Linked DNA regions of Mus musculus: region 2 is linked to region 1. The links are chromatin contacts, found by Hi-C or POLR2A ChIA-PET in ENCODE. All regions are on one chromosome and are shown on one strand. Each heading gives the region's core, a stretch centred on a gene start or an enhancer-like site at or near the end of the contact. The rest is flanking DNA. Distances are from core to core; before and after follow the strand shown.

Region 1 (6,693 bases), core at 3,848-6,347:
CTAAGGCTGTAGGTGAGGTTCAGAGGACTGATTTTGCGCGCGCTCTCTCTCTCTCTCTCCCCCCCCCCCCCATTTCTCTCACTATCTCTCTCGATCTCTCACTCTGCACTTAACATAGGATCACAAAACACGGTCACTCTACCATCCTCCAACTGAAACCCAGGCTCTGTACCAGTGACCTTTTTTGATCAGCCAGACCACTGTCTCGCAAAGTTCATCTACACTGAATGAATGAAATCTAAGACAGTGGGAACACTATTCGGGCTTCTTTGTCTCCTTTCACTTATGATTTAATATGGCACAAATCTAAGAAACTTTCAACACTAATCATTTATCCTCTTTGCCAGAGCAGGGGGTTTGGGGTGTGTGTGTGTGTGTGTGGCATACATAGTATTTACTTGTAAAATGCCTGTGCCCACGCAAGGCTGTTAGAGAATGTGTCAGATCTGTACAGGCAGGGCAGAGTCCGCGCCCGTCCTCTCACGACTCCTACAGAGCAACTTCCTTCTTAAAGTTCATAAATTAATTTAATAATTAACTTGAAAACAAAAATAGAAACAGCAAAAACTAATGAGAGGCGCTGGCAACAGAGGCAGGCTGACTTGGGTCGAGTCCTAACTCCTCTCTGTGGCTGAGTGTTCATGGGGGGCGGGGGGGGGGGGGGCTCTACATCCAAATAATTTTTACCTCCCCAAACAAGTTACCATGCCTGAGAGGGCGGCAGTGGCGATTAAACAAGGTGATCTATGTAATCTGTCAGCCGCACAGAAGGCAAGGAAGCTAACTGTATTAAAAGCATACACCCGCCAAGTGTGTTTTAAGCCATAGGTAAAATTCCTACGTTTAGTGGTCTAGAGGGTACCAGACTAACGCCCCCGCTTCTGGTGAGTCATTTGCCTGAATTCTGGTCCTGACTCTTTTTCATGACTAAAAATACTCTCAAGATATGCCTGAAAGACATTGTTATGTTTTGAATATTGCATATATGTTAGCAATCAAACCCAAGGCCTTGCTCATGCTAGGGTCTGTCTGTCTACCTCCTCCTGGCTTTACCAGTTCCCTTGACATTTTTCAGCAACTGTAACTTTTCACTAAAGATACAGAAAGGCCAGGGCCAAGGAAGACGGCCAGTCTAAAGGATGCATGTGACACCCGTGATACAAACAAATCATCCTACGTTGAAAAGTGCAGGCACGGGGTCAGCAGTGCCCGCCATGGACCAAGACCTTCCCATTCACGCTTTCCCACTTCCTTTAACACAGCTTTCCCCTCAGCTCAGGGAAGCGCCCCGAGTGCAGAATGCAGAGGCAATACTAACTGCATTTTGGAACATCCCTCAGATTTCCTCAGAATAATCCATTCTCCCTGACGACTTCTTCCTTTGGAATTGGCCAGCAGGGTCAAGGACAGGGTAGCAGACTCCTCCTAGGCAAACTGTAGCCTCTCTCTCTCTCTCTCTCTCTCTCTCTCTCTCTCTCCCCCTTCCTCTGCACATTTTGCAAGCTTCAGGCCCACACGTCAGTGACCATTTCCACAACATGCAACACTTGGAGAGGAACAGAAGCATCAATCAATGGGGCTCCTTCCTGTTTGCCTATCTCACAAAATGGAGTCATTATAGTGTATTGGAAATCACATATTAAGGAATGTTGGTTAACCAGTCACTCTTGCCAAGATCAGATATGAAGAGAAAACAAAAGCTGGCAACCACTCTAGCTCTGATATTTCTCTTCCAGAATCCTATTTAATAAGGTTAATCTTTTAAAAATACAGTAGTTTCCTTACCCAGTTTAAAACAAAACCTGGAGAGAAACCCTAAGTCCCAGAGCTCAGGAATTCACTCAGGGCTAACTTCCGGGGCTACATCTATGATGTTAGAGAATCACCAACTCACAGTTTGAAAGGACTTATTTTTAGGTTTATTATTAATGTTTTTATGCCTTCCCTCTAGCAAATGATCAGTGAGTGGTATTTTTAGCTTAACAGCTTCTAAAAGGAAGTGAAACTGAGGCCCGAGCAGCAGAGGTGGCTTATGAAATATCGCTAGTTTTAAACGAGGCTAACACTAACAGGCCCAGCATAGCTTGCTCTTTCACGGGGCAGCAAAGTGATTGATAGTTTGGTTGAAACTACAAAAATAGGACAGAGTAATTATATCTGCCAACCTCACAACAGCCTGTTCAATGCAGAGCAGCACTGTAATTTTTCTTCAAAGACAGTCACTAGGAAGGAAAAGCCCCCTATTCTGTGGCATAAGGGAAAAAAAAAAATCCCAAACCCTTGGGCGCCACTTACAGGACAAACTTTCACTGGCTTGAGTTATTTTACTGAAGGAGAGAGGGCAGACATACATGCAATCTTTGACTTTAATGAATTTCCCATAGCTTATCTTTTTATAAATGTGTATTTTCTAAACATTCAATTTCTACATCCAACGTTTAGAAACTGGATTAAAAAAAACAAAAAACAAACAAACAAAAAAAAAAAACAAAAGAAAAATACGTTAGGTCTTTAGACATGCAGAGGGGTCTTTGGCTCTCTACTACTACTGAAAACAAACCGAAAATATCAGCATTAGATCTTCCTCTTCAAAGCATGAACGTGCGCTACTTGAAAAGGGAACCACATTGTTCAACTGAGATTCTACATGCCGTATAATCATTTCCCCGAGATTTTAAATGAGAAAATAATAAAACATCACAACAGGAAACCCAAAACACAACAACATTTCTGGATAACCCCTTCTTCATGATATAAGTTTTAGACCCGCAGATTTGAAATGAATTTCAAACCAGTTACAAAAACTGGAGGCGGGGTGTGTGTGTGTGTGGGGGGGGGGGGTGTTAGTATTATTTCAAAAGGATTGACAATCGATATTTTACAGCAAATGAAACTATCACATATAACATTTGAGGTGCACCAACAGAATTCTAGCTAGCAGTATTTATTTTAAAGACAGCTTTTACAATTATAAGCCACTGCTTAAAGAGATAAAGAGAGAGAGAGAAGAATGCGCAAAAATCAAGCAGATTACTCAGGTATTCAATTCTACCTGCCCTCACCTTGGTCCTCTGATTTCTAGAGGCAACACTAAAGTTCTATATGTCATTTTTGCAGTTGCTGCTCATGGTATATTCATAGGTGGTTATATTGACTTTATAAATGCTTAAGTGTGGCCAACTGTATTATCATATAGAAAAAAAAATCAGGTCTCACAGGACTAGATAAAATTAATTCCTCAAAGTTTGAGTTACTGTTTTTTCTTTCATCTGTAGTTGATCTGTAGTAAGAGTTGCCACCTAAGAATTATTCTGGTTAGTTTTAATCTAATCTGCACAGAAACAGGAAACCCTAGAGGAAGATACGTGTACAAGTGCACACAGGGCACACACACAGAAAAGCTGCATCGGGGCTGCTTACTGCCTACCTTCCTCCCAATCCTGCCACAGCCAGGGGTCAACACACTTTTTACTACTGGGCTTGGGGGTTGGGAGGAGGGAAAACGACCTCCAAGTAATAAACGGACCGTGATTTTAAACAATCCAGAGCACAAAAGGGGGTCAAATTACTTAGATAACTAACCGAAACCAAGGATTCCTACTGTCAGATTCGACACACAATAAAACACTCTCCACCCACAGTAAACGTCAAGAAATTCTACGGGGGGCCACAGGGTGACGATGACGAAAACATATCCAGCAACTTCACACATCCATCAAGATTTTATGCTTTTGTGTATTTTCATCAGATTTTTTTTTTAAGTATCATATACTTAAAAGAATTTCCTCTAACAGAAAACTTTCCAGTAGCCAAAACAGGGCGAGGCCAAAGAGCCGTTGGTGTAAACTATCTTACGCACATCCTACTTCTGGTGCACCGGAAGACCCCTGCGAGCAAAGCGGCAGCCCCGCACCGTCCCTGTCCCCGCCACGCAGCGGGGCTGCGGGGCGCAGTCCCCACAGCTTTGAAGCTGAATGGCTGACACATCCGGTCCTGGATCCCACAGCATTCCGCCAAAAGCTAACTTCAAAGCCGGATTCAAACTCCCAGCACCGGGCGCTCTAGCCCCCGAGGTGCGGGAGGAATTCCCAAGGACACGCAGCGAGGGCAGCCACGGAGTCCCCGCAGACCCGGCCGCCCCGCGAGCCCGCAGCGTCCGCCTGCGTCGCTTTGACAGGCGCCCCCCCCCCCCGCAGTCCCCGGAATCCCCCGGCCGCCCGGGGCGCGCCGCCGGAGCCCGGCCCGGTACCTGCCCGCGGGCGCGCGTCCCCGTGGGGCCGAGGGGCTCTAGGCTGTCACAGCGCGCAGACCCACCGCCGTCACCTTCGCGCTCCGAGCCCCCCAAACTCACTTCGCGCCGCGGGGGCTCTCAGGACCCGGCCCGGGGAGCCCCGCACCTTCGCGGCTTCCACGCCTGTCACATGTCCGCAAACAATAACAAACTCTCCCGCACGTTCCCGTCCCGTCCCCACGCCGTCCCGGGCGCCGCCCGACCTTCAGGGCTCGGGGACGCGGGCTCCCCCCCCACCCCCAACGAGCGGAGCCCCGGGAGCAGCGCGCCCCGCTCGCTTCATTCATTGCCCGCCCGGCCCCGGCCCGCCGCTCACCCGGAGGGGGCCGCTGCAGAGGGCGGCTCGGCCCCCGCGGGGCTCCGGGCGCCGCTGTCCCGCGCGGCCGCCAGCTCGGCAGAGTGGGAGCCGCAGCGACTCGCCGCTCCCGGGGGTGGCGGTCCCGCCGCGGGCTGGAAGCGACTCGCTCCTGCAGCCGCGTCCGCGGGCTCCGGCGACGGGGAAGTAGATGGGCAGGGCGGCGAGGCGGCGGCGAGGAAGAGCGGCTGCTCCGGCAGCTGGTCCAGCTCCACACTCCGCACTTTGCGCAGCTGCCGCCGCCGCCAGTCCGCGCGCTCGCGGCCCGCGCTGCCAGGCTCCCGCAGCAGCCCCGCCGCGCCCGCTGCGGGCGCGCCGCTTCCCTGGAGAGCTCCTCCTCCTCCGCCGCCGCCGCCCGCCTCGGGACTCGCCGCCGCGGCGCCCGGGAATCCCGACGACGAGGCGCGATCGCCCGCCGCCGCCGCCATTTTCTCTCGCGGGCTACATTCGCTCGTGCCTGCGGGGGAGGGAGGGGGCGGGGAGAGCGCGGGGGGCGGGCGGAGCGGCGGGCGGGTGGGCGGGCGCGCGCTGCTGCCGAGGGCGCGGGCGCGGGCGCGAGCGGGGCCGCGCCTCCCGGCCGGGGCCCGGGAGCGCGGAGCGGCGGGCGGGCGCGCGGCGCAGGTGGGAGGGCAGGGGCAATGCGGGGAACCGGGCGCCGGGCGTTGTGCGCTGCAACCAGGCCGCCGCCAGGTAGTGCGAGACCGGGCGGGGCAGCGGCTCGGCGGGAGCTCGCCCACCCTTGAGCAAGCAGTAATCCGAGCGTGAGTCCCTGGTTCTGGAAGGGGACGCAAGCCGGAGGACTCACGGTCTGTCACTTCACGCGTTTAGTAGCGGTTGCTGGGGGGGCCCCCGCGCGCACCGGCCCGGCCCGCGCCCGAAGCGCAGGTGGCGCCCCGGGACTGTCGCCTGCCGCAGACGGGCGGACGCGAAGCCTTCTCTTAGGAAAGCAGACCTCTTGTCCCGCCCTCGTGTCACAAATAACACTACTTAAGATTTCTTGCGCTACCTTGTGCACCTCTGAAGCTGCTGGTTTGGGACACCCTCCCCCCCACTCCCCCGGCTACGCAGAGGGACCAACCCGGGTACTCTGCCAGAGGTTACTCCCCCGTCTTGGAAAGGCAGGCTCCAACCGAAAGCGGGAGAGCACGTCTGGGGAAGGAGCCAGCGCTATGCCAGGAAGCGCTGGATCATGCCATCTTCTACCAGGTCTCTCCCCACCCCCAACAGATGCTCCCAGCTGCACGTCCCTCTTCCTGGCAGTCAGGTGACAGGCCGGTTCCCGGGTCCCCCACCTCCCTCCCGCCGCCGCTCCCTGGTTGCCCTGTGCGGCGTCCCTCGCCTTTCTCCTGCCCCAGAGTCTAGAAAATGTGCTGGAGATAGAAAAGCAGTATACGTATATGGGATTTCCCCCCTTCGACCCTTTTTCAACGGGATAAAGCTGCCTTGTCGTCCCTATCTCACCCGCCTCTGCCACTTTTTTTTCCCCTAGCCACTTTGTCTAGAATAGACAATCTCTCAGAACCCAGGATTTCTAGATTTATTTTGTGAAACATTAAGACATGAGGCGTGGGGGGAGGGGTAAGAAGGGTTTTCATCTTACAGAGAAAGGAAAGATCTCTCCAGCATTTAGACAAAAGCCTGAACTAGCTCAAAATAATTCATTTAACCTCTCCAAAGTAGATCAAATGAAGCCCTCCTTAGGTGTGTAATGTCAGCCAGAGAGCAAGGTGAGGCAAAAGGGATTTTTAAAAAGGGATCCTGACTTCAGCTTGAGCTCGGTGTTATACTTACTGCTATAACATCTGGCACGCTACAGTTCTCAATGGTTACATTAAAAGGTACACGTTTTGAAAGTTTAGATTAGTCTGTTCAAGATTTAGGTCTACATTTAGGCTATAATTATATGCTCTTTTAATGGTAGACAAGCATAACATCCAAACCAAACAGTAGTTATTTCCCAGGTCTTCCTAGATTGCCACACCCACCAAATCCTAAATTGAAAAGGATTAGCTTTTCTGGTTTCTACTGAGATCTAAAATAAACTTTA
Region 2 (6,197 bases), core at 803-3,302, 320 kb before region 1:
ACACAAACAGGAGAGGGGAAAGAGACAAAAATAACACCAGATGAAATGCTTTAACCACTTATATAATCCGTTTGACCCAAAATACTGAAGAAATGGCTGGGACTTTTAGTAGCTCGTTGAATTTGTTCACTACTATCAATTCACTTCAGAGATGATTCTTGTCAATTTTAATGAACTTCTGGAGCAAAATTGCCCAAAACAAAAACAAAACTGTAATTCCAAAATGGCCACTTGAAATATCCGGGGCCTTTTAAACAAAACCTAGATGATGATCTTCATACGCCAAATTCAACCACCTGTAAAAGTTGTATTAGGAAAAAACAAAAACAAAAAACTTAAGTCAGTTTTTATTTTCAAATCAAAATTAACCCCCATTTGGAAAAAAATTTAACCTCTGGGGAAAAAATTTTTCCCACACAGCCGTAAAAAGAGAGCTGGGGAAAAAGTCTTTTCCTAGCCCTCGATGAAGTCTACTGAATGAAGGGAGTTAGAAAACTGTGGGCGACGATATCACTGAAGAGTTCCGATTTGAACTGGGAACTGGGTGCAGGTAGTACCCTGGAGGTTGCAAGCGCCCAACTTAAAAACTTTGAGCAAATATTCAAACTACGAAAGTGGCCCACGGTCTCAGCAGTGCTCTTCCCCGATTCTCTCCCATGTGCCAAAGGAAAACAAATGGACAGGTGGTGCTGCCACGGAGCGTCGGGGAACCCGACTCCGAGAGTGAGAGGCGGAAAGGAGCGTGACGCTCCTTCCAAAACGCAATCTCGGAGGACGGAGCAGCTGGATTGTCCCCACTACGGCTTAGTAGGAAGGCCGGCGGGCAGGCCGGCGGGCGGGAGGGGAGCGTGGCAAGGCGAGCGTGGCAGGGCGAGTGGCTACGGTTCGCCCGGGGGCTGACTCCCAAGCCCGGGAGAGCAGCGCTCGGCTCCAGGTGCTCGGCCCCATTCCCTTGAAATTAAGCAAACAGGTTTCGGCCAAAACTCCAGGGGTGGGAGGTGCGGGACGCGACCCGTCCACCCCGTTAAGGACCGTGCTCTCCCCGGGAAAATAAACAGGTCCCGTCGGACTCGGGAGCCGACGCGACTTCGGAGCGCTCGCCTTGGGCGAGCAGCCACCACCACCACCGCAACTGCCACGGAGCCCGGCGCGGCGGGGAGGGCGAAGCGCCGCCGAGCACACGGCGGAAGTCCACGGCTCCGCACGCCGCGACTCCAGTCCCCGGTCCCCCGGTTCCCCGGTTCCCGGGGCCGCCTTGCTGGTGGTGGCCCAGGAAGGCGCGCGTGCCGGGGCCTGGGGTCTTAGCCCGACGCCGCGGGCGCCCCGGCCGTTCCCGGCCTTCGCCGCCGAGCACCACCCCCCCCCACCACGGCCGCCGAGGCCCGCCGCCCACCTCGCCCCACGGCCGCCGCCGCCGCCTCCGCTCCGCCGGGCTGAGTCAACGCCGGCCGGGGGGAGGGAGGGAGGGAGGGAGGACGGGCGGGCGCCCCGCGCCTCACGCCTCACGCCGCCCCCCGGCCGCCCGCACCCTCACGCCTCGCGCCACCAACGCCGCTCCCGACCCCTCAAGCCCCAACGCCGACACGGGCAACCCCTCCCCCGGTCCCCGAGACTCCCGTCCGGGGCCCAGGGGACTGTGTTACCTTCTGCCCCACCAGAGGTGCCCCTGGCCTGGGGGTGCCGCTGCGCTCGATCCCGGGAGGAGGTTTTCGGTACTTTGAATAATCCCCTTTTGCCGCTTTTCCCTCCCCCACAACCAGTCTCAGTCCCAAAATGGCGCCGACCCGATCCGCAATGTTCTGGGCCAAGTCTCGCGAGATCGTGGAAGGTGGCGAGGGAGGGGGGACGCAGCGGAGAGGTTGAGAAGTAAGAGGAGGGAGGCGGGGCGAGGGGAAAAGAGGAGGAAGAAAGGGTGCGGAAGCCGCGGTGCAAACGAACCCACTGGGCGGAGCCGGAGGAGGAGGGCCTCCACCACAGAACCTTCTGGCCCAAGTAGCAGCTCACGCCCCAGGTCAGGGAAGCTCCGCCCTCTACGTCGGCGCCTGGGGGAGAGGAAGGGGCGGGGCTAGACCGGGGGCGGGGCTTTGAGGAGGACCCGGAGGCTGGGCCTGGCGCGGGGGAAGGGCGGGGGCGGGGCGGGGGGCGGGGCGGGGAGGCGGAGTCTCGGCGCGGTGACGTCAGGAGCAGCTGGAGCCGGGGATTACCCCCTGCTGCTGACGTGAGGACGGTGAACAATCCGGAACGTTCGGTGGAAGGGGGAATTCCCGTCCGTTCCCTGAGGAGCGCCTCTGTGCAGCCGCGGGCCCTCCCCGAGCTCGGGAACGGTGGGGTGGAGAGGACGAGCGCAGGCGGTCCGGACGGGCAGGCGGGCTCGCAGGGCGTGCGGCGCTTCTGAGTCTGCCCGGCAGCGCCGCGCAACCCGGAACGGCCGGCGGCGGGCGCCGTTCGTTCGGCTCCGCCTGAAGCCCGCCGTGGCTCGCAGGCCGCTCGGCGCGGGCCCTGAGCGCTCCGTGGGCGGAGCCGGCCCTGCCTGAGTGATTGGGCGCCGCAGTCGCGCGCCACGCGGAGCGTGCGGGACGTTAACACGCGGAAGCCGGGTTAGGGAGGCGCGCGAGGCTCGGCTGCAGCCACCGTTCCCCCGGAGTGCGAAGGGCTGCCAGAGAGCATCGCGCTAGTAATTCCTATTTCTAATAACTCCAAAGGAGATGGATTATTTCATCAGCGTTGTCCTGGGTATCCGCATAGCACAAACGATTATTTAAAAAAAAAAAGTTACGGTATTCACTTTCTCTACATATAGCCAAAGGTTCACTCTGGAAAGGTTGGAGATTTAATTCTAAAAGGAAAAAAGTAGAAGAAATGAGGGAGAAGCGTCCTAAAGAGGGAAAATCACCGGAGCGTCATTTCCCAGAAACTTTTTATATGCATTATAGGGTTTGTAGTTTAGTGCGTTACCCCTATAAGTTCGCCGAATGTAAACTCGCCTTAATTTGTACCTCAATCTTTACCCATCTTGCCCCCTAGGTACAAAGGGAAAAAGGGCTTAAAACTAAAGGATGCTTTTTTCAATCGTGCCAATGTCTAAGATGTGTTTTCCTCACTTTTTACATAAGCTGGTTTCATATTTTAGAAATGATCCAGTTACTCCCTGGACCTTGACTACTCAACCTACCCGGTTTAAACTTCCGTTTGTTTTAGGTGGGTTTGAATATGGGTCGAGTGGGGACGGGAGAGGCAAGGATTCGTGTTGCTTTCTCTAAAGAGCTATGTAGAGAACCTTGAACGCCCGATCCTTTTGCCTCTGCTTTACAAACTCTGGGGTCACAACCATGCCCCACCCCGCCCAGCTCTGTTTTAAGTCTTAATCCAAACTCTTTCCACTACACGAGACCTGAATCCATAAAATTAACGTATATTGAAAAAGAACTTGGGTTGCTTTTGAATTTAGCTCGGATCTCAGCTATGTAACCCAAGCTGGCCTGGAGTTCTCCTTATCCCTTCAAAGACACACCACCTGGTTTCTATTTCTAAGAATTGATATCAAACTAGGCAGAACAGGAAGAGGAGGGAATGCATGGGGACATGAGAAGAAAAAGGGTACCTTTCACCAAGAGTCAGGCATTAAATAAGATGAACAGCACCTGCTTTAGAGAAAACTATTCCAAGAAAGTTAAAATATCCTGGAGTCGTGCCTTACATCTATAATCCCAGCATTCTCTGAGTTCAGATTAACCTCGAGGACATAGCAAAATTCCAGGATAGTCAGGGCTACAAATGAGACCCCGCCTCAGATTTAAAGAATGTTAAAATAGCAATGAACTGTGAATAGGTAAGAACATGTAACCTTCAATATGGTCTTACTCCTTTCCCAGATATTTTCTAGAAATTTGAAAGAAGAAACAGAAAACATCCTAACTTCTCTTACAACCCTAGTGATTTAGGGTTTGACTTTGGTGGGAGAGGGGTTCGAGGCAGGGTTTCTCCGTGTAACCTTGGCTGTCCTGGAACTCACCCTGTAGACCAAACTGGCATCCAACTCAAGAGATCTTCCTCTGCCTCCCCTAGTGCTGGGATTAAAGTTGAGCACCACCTGGCTGGTTTAACCTTTTCAACTGTTAACTGCCCAGTATACCTGGAGAACCACCCTGTGATCTTACTTAAGTTCTGTAACAAGCTTTCAAACTTAACTTCAAAGCACATCAAAATCTTAAATATTTTGATACTGTAAAGACAATGAAATGTGCCGGACTTGGAAAAGCCCACAGCCTTGCTCCTGGGTGTGGTGGTCTTTCACTGAGCCCCTCGTTTTACCCACTGGAGTGAGCAAATAATCTACGCTTTAAAAAGCAATCTCTAAGTCTACTCTAACTCCGCTTCACACCGGCTTCTCCTGGAATTCTTTCTGTAGTGAAGTCAAAGGTCCCACATTACCTGAAAACAGTTACTCAGGCTGTTGAGTTCTGCAGTGCAGGCTGCGTCTCAGTCAGCTTGTCCCTATACCACGAACAGAACCAAAGAACAATTCTAAAGGGCCAAGTTCGACAGTGTGCACACTGTGGAATCCAGGAGCTCAAGACCACAAGACCCTGTTTCAAAAAGCCAAAGGAGGATGGGAGAACACGGTTCTTCTAGACGTCAAAGTGGGGGTGTCTTTACTCTTTATACCTGCTAAGCAAGTGTTGTGTAACCACAGAAAAACCAAGGACCTGTTAGCCGTTCCACCAGCCTGCCCGTCGTTTTCTTTTCCCCAGTTAAGGAAGTCTCCACAAGGCACATCAACTGATAGATTACAAGTGAACACAATATTACACCTTCTGGGGGAAGAGATCTTTCTGTAACCAAGCTCTCTGAGATTTTTCTCTTTTGTTTTCAAGAAATTTTAAATTAGTTCTTACTGTAAATATATATATGCCACATGCATCAACTAATATAGCCCAAGATATCAGCCCAAATATACAATGCTGTAGAAGCAAAGGGTTTTTTTTTTTTTTTCTCGCAACTTGCAGGTAAGAGTGAAAACTGGGGAACAGAAAAGTCCACCAACTGAGAACTGGTTTTAAACAAGTATAGGTCCACCAGCACCTGCCTAGCACACGCCAGACCCTGGGCACTGAAACTCTCTGGAGCCACGGAAAAGGCTTTATTCTCCTTCAATTACAGATTTAAAAGGCAGAATTTTGAAAGTCAAGCAAAGCCAAAGTTTATTCAAAAAGGACAGTTTGATTAGGGTTTAAAAGAAAAGCCGGCAGGCAGGTAAGCTGTCAATCTCAGCAGCTGCCCAGAGGTGAAAGAACTGATAAGGAGAAAGACTTTGACTTAAGCCAGCAAGGAAGTCAGGCATATAGAGTAGACAGGACACTCTAGAGAAAGAATTAAAATGCTCACAGAACCAGAAAAGACGTGGCTAATAGGAGTTCTAGGGGCTAGGGACTCTGGGAAGTAAAAGGGCATTCTCTCATTAAAGGGAAAAATTTCCACTGTCTTTTTGAGGAGAGTGGGGCCTTTTGTGTTTTGTGCTTTTGCTTTGCTTTGCTTTTGCTTTGCTTTGCTTTGCTTTGCTTTGCTTTGCTTTGCTTTGCTTTGCTTTGCTTTGCTTTGCTTTGCTTTGCTTTGCTTTGGAGACAGGGTTTCTCTGTGTAACAGCCCTGGACTAGGCTAACCTGAAACTCACAGAGATCTGCCTGCAGAGTGTTGGGATTGAAGGCCTGCAGCACTACCACCTACTCCCGAACCTTTCTTCTTGACCATAAAGAAACGGATAGTCTCATCATACCAAGCCTTTATAGTCACTGTGTCAGTATGATCTCCCAAACCCACAAGAAATAATAAACAATAATTTGAATAGTCATCACAGCAGGACTTTCACTTTAAATATTGTTGTGCATATATTTGAATATATGCAATAGTATATATTTGAATATACTATTTTATAATTAATATTTAAAACTTAATTTCCGCACTAGTAAGATGGCTCAGCAGGTAAAGACATTTGCAGCCAAACTGACTTCAATCCCTGAAACCCATACTGTAGAAGAGAACTTACCTCCTATAAGTTGTCTGCTAACCAAAACACAAATTCACTCATTCATACACACACACACACACACACACACACACCCCACAATAAACAAGTAAAATAACTAAACTGCCCCTCAAAGTGTGCAACCACTAAAAGGAATAAAGTTATGTATTTGAGA

The links. Hi-C counts contacts between places; a loop is a spot of excess contacts on that map. ChIA-PET counts read pairs that join two places held with the same protein, here RNA polymerase II (POLR2A).
Region 2: a map of left cerebral cortex shows a loop between it and region 1 (8-fold over the local background). The contact joins the promoter of Gpbp1 here to the promoter of Map3k1 in region 1. A Hi-C loop is called at or near these places in 1 of 37 maps with a recorded cell type or tissue (left cerebral cortex). POLR2A ChIA-PET finds 5 or more read pairs at or near these places in 1 of 5 experiments (embryonic stem cell).

What each region holds. Positions count from the first base shown.
Region 1 is chr13:111,803,896-111,810,588 of GRCm38, forward strand. Map3k1 (mitogen-activated protein kinase kinase kinase 1) reads right to left here and starts at 5,098. Exons shown (of 20, transcript NM_011945.3): 1 at 4,608-5,098. The coding sequence starts at 5,074. Gm15327 (a long non-coding RNA gene) reads left to right here and starts at 5,243. Exons shown (of 3, transcript XR_382912.2): 1 at 5,243-5,852.
Region 2 is chr13:111,488,075-111,494,271 of GRCm38, forward strand. Gpbp1 (GC-rich promoter binding protein 1) reads right to left here and starts at 2,053. Exons shown (of 13, transcript NM_028487.5): 1 at 1,644-2,053; 2 at 1-296.